2 separate regions of the Homo sapiens genome follow, and region 2 is linked to region 1. Evidence: read pairs that join two places in POLR2A ChIA-PET (ENCODE). Cell type or tissue: Caco-2. All regions are shown on one strand.

Evidence for each region. Peaks named below come from ENCODE experiments on the same cell type or tissue, not always from the same donor. Only the 100,000 strongest peaks of a DNase experiment are listed, where the experiment ranks them.
Region 2: POLR2A ChIA-PET joins it to region 1 with 8 read pairs; 1 of 35 experiments calls an interaction of 5 or more read pairs at or near these places.

Annotation. Positions count from the first base shown.
Region 1 is chr5:146,136,019-146,140,018 of GRCh38, forward strand. All of the region lies in intron 21 of LARS1 (leucyl-tRNA synthetase 1), which reads right to left. It also overlaps the pseudogene RPL35AP16 and the pseudogene RPL35AP17. Among named protein-coding and RNA genes, the nearest start is that of PLAC8L1, 32 kb to the left of the region's middle. In Caco-2, no CTCF peak of the experiment used is centred here; a DNase peak (open chromatin) is centred at 2,063.
Region 2 is chr5:146,031,438-146,035,437 of GRCh38, forward strand. The region is part of intron 5 of SH3RF2 (SH3 domain containing ring finger 2); the gene reads left to right. All of the region lies in intron 1 of LOC107986458 (a long non-coding RNA gene), which reads right to left. Among named protein-coding and RNA genes, the nearest start is that of PLAC8L1, 72 kb to the right of the region's middle. In Caco-2, no CTCF peak of the experiment used is centred here; a DNase peak (open chromatin) is centred at 1,566.

The DNA.
Region 1 (4,000 bases):
TCATTCAGAAATGGAATGGACCAGCTCATGAGGTTGGAGTTATGATTTTAGGAACCCTCCTATCATTAGGGTCACAAAAATCGGTTGTTCAAGTTGTGCTCTGCCTTAGGGCAATGCATCGGAAGAGGCACCACTCACAGCCTAGCAATCTTTATCGCTTTAAAATTGTATGTCATTAGTTTAACTATGCTGATATCAGAAGGAAATGATGATTATATCAGTTTTCTATTATACTACATGGCAATACATATCTTGTTCTAATAAAATCAGGATAGTACAACAACTTTCAGACAGCCAAAGAAAATGTCATGTTCTAACAAGAATAATAAATGTATTGTTCTTCTTTGACTTACAAAGAAGAAATGAGTTCAATAATCAAAGGTTCCTTATTGAGCTAACAAAATCTATTAAAATCGCCTGTGCTTCTAAACAGCAGTTTTTCAGTCTAATATACAGATTACCTATTTTTTTTTTTTTTTTGAGATGGAGTCTTGCTCTGTTACCCAGGCTGGAGTGCAGTGGCGCAATCTTGGCTCAGTGCAACCTCCGCCTCCCTCGGTTCAAGGGATTCTCTTACCTCAACCTCCTGAGTAGCTGGGATTACAGGCGCGCACCATCATGCCCAGCTAATTTTTGTACTGTTAGTAGAGACGGGGTTTCACCATGTTGGTCAGGCTGGTCTCTAACTCCTGACCTCGTGATCTGCCCGCCCTGGCATCCCAAAGTGCTGCAATTAACGGGCGTGAGCCACCGCACCCGGCCACAGATTATCTTAAAGGAACATCTTTTATTACCTTTCAATATTAGGGCACAGGCTAAGTCTGATGTTACATAATGCAATTTACATCAGCTGCCATTTGTTTAAAGCTACAACTATTTTCTCCTTTTTCCCTTTTTTTGAGATGCAGTTTCACTCTTGTCGCGCAAGGCCTGAGTGCAATGGCACGTTCTCAAATCACTGTAACCTCTGCCTCTCGGGTTCAAGCGATTCTCCTGCCTCAGCCTGCAGCTGGGATTACAGGCGCCCACAACCAGGCCCAGCTAATTTTTTGTACTTTTAGTAGAGATGGAGTTTCACCACATCGGCCAGGCTGGTCTTGAACTCCTGACCTCAGGTGATCCACCCGCCTTGGCCTCCCAAAGTGCTGGGATTATAGGCGTGAGTCACCGCGCCCAGTCCCCTACAACTATTTTCATTATGACATATAGACACTTATGACAACTAATACAGTCATTGCTATTCTGTTGGTTACAGCAAAATTCACTGGTTGTAACAAATCTAATTTGTTACCATTTTTATTAATGAGGAATAAATAATTTTGTACTTTTTTTTTTAAGTCAAGTAGGGGTGCCCTTCTCTAATTTGCACAGAAGTATCATAGGGGCAAGTGAGGGGTCTGTCAAGTTTGCATAACCTCCTACTGAGGATATTGATTAATAAGATAAAGTACTATGCAGTCTGTTTTAAAAAAATCACCCATATTATTAATAGTAACAGTAGTGATAGTAACAGCAGAAGCATAGAGAGGACTACTATACTGCTTGGGAAGGAGCATTACGTGACATCTAAAAATCTTACAGACTCCAAAATTCTATCATTCTACTAATTTAGTGGCCAGTCACAGTATAAAACAAAAAGCACCGAGTCATTTTCTCAACTTACTAAGAAAAATAGCTCTTCCCATCATCTTGGATCCTATGGAGGCCTGCTGGGAGCAGGACTTCTAAAAGGAAATATGGCTGGAAGGCTGTGGTCCAAGGCCATTTTTGCTGGCTATGAGCAATGTCTCCAGAACACACAGCTCTTCTTAAAATTGAAGGTGTTAGCTGGGCATGGTGGCTCACATCTGCAATCCCAGCACTCTGGGAGGCTGAGGTGGGCGGATCATGAGGTCAGTTTGAGACCATCCTGGCCAACATAGTGAAACCCCGTCTCTACTAAAAATACAAAAAAATGAGCCGAGCATCATGGCAGGCACCTGTAGTCCTAGCTACTCAGGAAGCTGAGGCAGAATTGCTTGAATCCGGAAGGTGGAGGTTGCAGCGAGCCGAGATTACGTCATTGCATACCAGCCCAGGCAACAGGGCGAGACTCTATCTCAAAAAAAAAAAAAAAAAAGTGAAACTGTTTATGCTCAAGATGAAACAGAATTCTATGTGGGCAAGAGATGTGCTTATGTATACAAAGCAAAGAACGACCATGACTCCTGGCAGCAAACCAAACAAAACCAGAGTAATCTGGGGAAAGGTAACTCGGGCCCCATGGGAACAGTAGCATGGTTCATGCCAAATTCCTAAACAATCTTCCTGCTAAAGGTATTAGACACAGAATCTGAGTGATGCTATACCCCTCAAGGATTTAAACTAATGAAAAGTCAATAAATAAAAGTGGATTTGTTAAAAAGGAAAAAAAAAAAAAAAGAAATGGCTGGGTGCAGTGGCCCATGCCTGTAATCCCAGCACTTTGGGAAGCCGAGGCGGGTGGATCACTTGAGGTCAGGAGTTCCAGATCAGCCTGGCCAACATACTGAAACCCTGTCTCTACTAAAAACACAAAAAAGTAGCCGAGTGTGGTGACAGGCACCTGTAATCCTAGCTACTCAGGAGGCTGAGGCAGGAGAATCGCTTGAACCCAAGAGGTGGAAGTTTCAGCAAGCCCAAGATCGCATCACTGCATACCACCCTGGGCAACAGTATGAGACTCTGTCTCAAAAAAAAAAAAAAAGAAAGAAAAAGAAAAAAAAATTTGAAGGTGTTTATGCTCAAGATGAAACAGAATTCTATTTGGGCAAGAGATGTGCTATGTATACAAAGCAAAGAACCAGACGGTGACTCCTGGAGGCAAACCAAACAAAACCAGAGTAATCTGGGGAAAGGTAACTCAGGCCCACGGGAACAGTAGCATGGTTCATGCCAAATTCCTAAACAATCTTCCTGCTAAGGCTATTGGACACAGAATCGGAGTGATGCTGTACCCCTCAAGGATTTAAACTAACGAAAAGTCAATAAAAGTGGATTTGTGAAAAAAAAAAAAAAAAAAATGGCCGAGTGCAGTGGCTCATGCCTGTAATCGCAGCACTTTGGGAAGCTGAGGCAGGCGATCACTTGAGGTCAGGAGTTCGAGACCAGCCTGGCCAACATGGCGAAACCCCATCTCTACGGAAAAAAACAAAAATTAGCCGGGCATGGTGGCATGCGCCTGTAATCCCAGCTACTCAGGAGGCTGAGGCAAGAGAATCGCTTGAATCTGGGAGGTGGAGGTTGCAGTGAGCCAAGATCGTGTCACTGCACTCCAGCCTGGGCGAAAGAGTGAGATTCCATCACAACAAAAAAAAAAAAAAAGAAAAAGAAAAAAAAAGGAAAAGAAAACTCTTCTGGGTCACAATGCTAAGCTCTTTATGATTCCTGTCCCTGTCTCTGTCTCTCTTTTTCTCTCTTTACTTCAGTTGCAATTTGTGTCACCTTTGGCCACTCTAAATACAAATGTTACAAATAGGTAACTCTTCCCTATCTCTCTCTTCAATTAATACTATCTACTCCCCTTGCTCAATTTTAAAGATAAAAATTAATTTATAGGCCAGGCGCGGTGGCTCACACCTGTAATCCCAGCACTTTGGGAGGCTGAGGGCAGATCATGAGATCAGGAGACTGAGACCATCCTGGCGAACACGGTGAAATCCCGTCTCTACTAAAAATACAAAAAAAAATTAGCCAGGCGTGATGGCGGGTGCCTGTAGTCCCAGATACTCGAGAGGCTGAGGCAGGAGAATGGCGTGAACCCAGGGGGCGGAGCTTGCAGTGAGCCCATATGACGTCACTGCACTCCAGTGTGGGAGACAGCGAGACTCCGTCTCAAAAAAAAAAAAAAAAAAAAAAAAATTAATTTATGCCTCGTCCTAAATATGCTAATTAGAAGGTTTTTAACTCTGATTAATTCATATTATTTCTTATTTATTTACTAATTTTTTGGTAGAGATGGGGTCTCACTATATCGTCCAGG
Region 2 (4,000 bases), 100 kb before region 1:
TAAGTGATGGAGGAATCTGATGAAAGAAAGAAGATGTGAATGAGTGTGTGAGGGAATTCTTATAATAATGAGGAATTTAATAAAGAAATAAGTATGTAAGTGAATGACGGAGGGAGGGATCAACAGGGTGGGTGAGTGAGAAGTGAATGCAGGCCGTGGGTTCTCTGCAAGCCCACAAAGGGTATAAGGGGCAGCAATGCCAAGCTCTGCTGTGTCATCATTTTGCCTTGCTTGCTCTTGTCCTGCCAGCCCTGGGGATTTTGAGAGTAATCAATACCCTTCCCCATGGAGTGTGTGTCCATGCTTTAGTGCTTTGATAGCTGGATTCTCTCAGAAGGACAAAATCAACTGCACCCCTAAGCTTGAGGCCAGGCAGCCACCATCCAAGACTGTAGCCTCCCATATATGGAAAAATACACATTTGGCTGGTGCATCCCCAGCACCATCCCTTCCATGTGCCCCAGGTATATAAGACCCACCCCAAAGCTAAGCACCTCACAATGATGCATGCTCCAGGGGTAAGAGACAAGCAGCATGTTGGGTTTGGATGAACTTCATAGCCAAGGTCCCCCAGCCAGGTAGGAGGGCATGGAATGGAAAACACTTTATCCAAAGTAGGTCTCCCATCATCTATCTCTGCTTCCTTTATGGTGTATATTTTATTCGTCTGTTTTCTTGGTTTTTGTTTTGTATATGAGTATCTTGTTTTACCTGCCATCTCCCTAGAATATAAGCTCCATAAGGACAGAATGAGGCACATGGAAAGCCTAATAAATATTTGTTGAAAATTAGTGAAACATAGTCTGGAAAGCAAGTCAAGCAAACCAACCTCTTGAACCAGCTACCAAGACATGGTACCCTCTCCCAGTGGTGGACTTAGGTCTGACTCTGTGGCCAAGCCCCATGGGTGATGACCTTCAGCATGCCACTTCCCCTCAGAGGATTAAATTGGGTGGTCTTGAAGCTCTTATGGCTTCAAGATCTTCAGCTCTTACATACTAGGATCCTAAAGCCAGGGGAAGGGGCTTCAGATTTTTCCAAGATTCATATAGGTAATATGAACCTGAGTTCCCTGACCAAAACTCTTGAAAAAAAATGTTGTCTATTACATAGGAGGCAGCAATTTCATCTGGCCAGTGACCGAGGGGTGAGGTGACACTAGGTGTGGTGACAGAGACAATCCAGATGCTATCTTGGCTCTCCTTCAGGCTTTACCAAACCTCAGCTCAGGGCCAAAGCCCAGCCTGACATCCTACTGCCTATGCCTTGGGAAAGTTAGACAAGTGTGCCCATAAATCACATTTCTCTCTGGTAACACAGAAATGACTGGGAAATCTCTTCTCAGGCGTCTTTGCAGAGTTCCAGAAATGGGGCAAACCCTTCCTGGCTTAGCCTAGCAAATGAGGCACAGGGAGCTAAAGAAGCCCTTCTCTGAGAATCCCAGCCCTCACCGACTCCTGCCCTCTAGAACCTTCCAGACCTTGGAGCCAGCACCACCTGATTCTCCCTCCAAAATATACACACGGACTTGTGTGCTGTAGTTAGGGCTGAGAGGACAGGCTCTGAAGTCACAGTCACATCATGTAGGTTCGAATCCCAGCTCAGCTTCCTTGCTGGCTCTGTGGCCTTGGGCAAGTTACTAATCATATGTTTTTGCCTTGACATTCTCAACGCCAGATGGGAAAAATGATGATAATGGTATTTAGCCCTTTGGTTTGTTGTGAGGATTATATGAGATAATAGAGTGTTTAGGAATGTGTGGCCTCTGACAAGTATTCTGTAAACATTAGCTCTTGATTTTGGAACTCTGTTTTCATTTTTCCCATCTTATCTCAGTGAGATTACACACTCCTTAAGGGCAAGGAGTATGCTTTCTTTTCAACCTTTTTTGTCTTTCACATTGTCTTACCTAGGAGCATTTGTCAATTGGAGGAGACCAGATATTCCCAAATCATGTCTCTCCAGAAGTTACAGGAATTTCCTTAGTGAAAATCTATGAGCACTAGCCCTTAGCTTTTTTTTTTTTTTTTTTTTTTTTTTTTTTTTTTTTGAGATGGAGTTTCACTCTTGTTGCCCAGGCTGGAGTGCAAAGGCCCGATCTCGGCTCACTGCAACCTCCGTCTCCCAGGTTCAAGCCATTCTCCTGCCTCAGCCTCCCAAGAAGCTGGGATTACAGGCACGCACCACCACGCCCAGCTAATTTTGTATTATTATTAGAGACGGGGTTTCTCCATGTGGGTCAGGCTGGTCTCGAACTCCCGATCTCAGGTGATCTGCCCACCTCAGCCTCCCAAAGTGCTGAGATTACAGGCGTGAGCCACTGCACCTGGCCATGCCCTAAGCCTTTTTGTGGGAAAAATGACACCCACGTTTTGTGGAAAAAGACGCTGAGTTAGGGAATATCAAGAAAAGGTAAAGAACAAAAGTAACACTCCTCCCCCACAAATATATCCCCATTGTTTGTTGTTACGAAAGTCTTATTACCAACAGAAGAGACAATTGGAAGGATGGTTTTCTCACATCCATCCCAGATGGTGTAGACACTGATCTTCCTAAAAGCAGACTCAACAAACATTTACTGACTGCTTAGGTATTGTTCTAAAAGGTGGGGATACAAATAAAAATTATGTTTGTTGTAAGGATGGGCCAAAATTAGGGATTCTCCCCTTCTTAATGCAAATGCATATTTTCTTTCCTTTTTAGCACAATGAGATAAAAATATCAGGACATCTGGAAACAAAGATTATCTGAAGGGTTTTATTCTCCCTTTATTTCCCATCAAATGCAGTGCTCTGAAGAGTGAGCTGCATTAATTGCCCAAACAGCCTGGGTCCTGAGCTTGTGTGGCTCATGCAGTGATGGGAGAGGACAGCAGAGGGCTTGCTTGCAGGGTAGCTGAACCTCTCCAGGCACCACAGGCTGGGACCTCGGGGCAGGGATGGTGAGTCTCTGGGGACAGCCAATTAAAACTGTTTAAATCTCATTTGAGACCATGAAGGACAACTTCTGATTTCCGCAGAACCACACAGAGCCAGCAAGCATGCCATCCAGAAGGAGCTTTAAGTGATGGCTTTGGAAACACATGCCCTTTTCACTTGCTGAGATCACTGAGCCTGTCTCACTGGGACCCTGGTGGACTTTGTGGCCACATTCTAATAATCCTATGAGAAGGAAAAATTGTCCTATGACCAACCAAGGTCTCAGCCTCAGTATGAGGTGTCTTCCCAAGGATATCCAGTGATAATAATTCAGAAGATGAAGTCAGACACGCCAACAAGAAGGTATCAGGGAGTGTTTCAAGGAACCATGAGAGCATTGGAGCCTAGGTTTCCAAGAATGTAAATCCTTCATTTATCGAGGGCACTCAGTTACTCAAAAAAGAACAGAGGCCAGGTGCAGTGGCTCACACCTGTAATCCTAGAACTTTGGGAGGCCAAGGCAGGTGAATCACTTGAGGTCAGAGCTGGAGACCAGCCTGGCCAACATGGTGAAACCCCATCTCTACTAAAAATACAAAAGTTAGCCAGGCGTGGTAGTGCACCCCTGTAATCTCGGCTACTCAGGAGGCTGAAGCAAGAGAATTGCTTGAACCCGAGAAGTGGAGATTGCAGTGAGCTGAGATTGTGCCACTGTACTCCAGCCTGGGCGATGAAGTGAGACTCTGTTTCAAAAAAAAAAAAAGAACAGAGACAACTGCTTTGATAATGGGTGGTGGTGGTAGGCGATTTTTTTTTCTCTTTTTTAAAATAAAAATGTTCGTTGTTGTCGCTGTAATATCATTTGAGAAAATTTTAAAATAAGAGACAACAAACACATGGCAGAAAGTAAATTTTCTGAAGATGCTGAGATGAACTTGACATTGCTAAATTATTTCTGGGCTCACTAAATTCCTTAGAAGGGATTTTTTTTAATTAACTTTTTTTTTAACTTTTTTTCATTCTGACTTCAGTTTGCTTCACCAGCCATCTCCCCTGAAGTGACACCTTAGATTTTAAAAAAT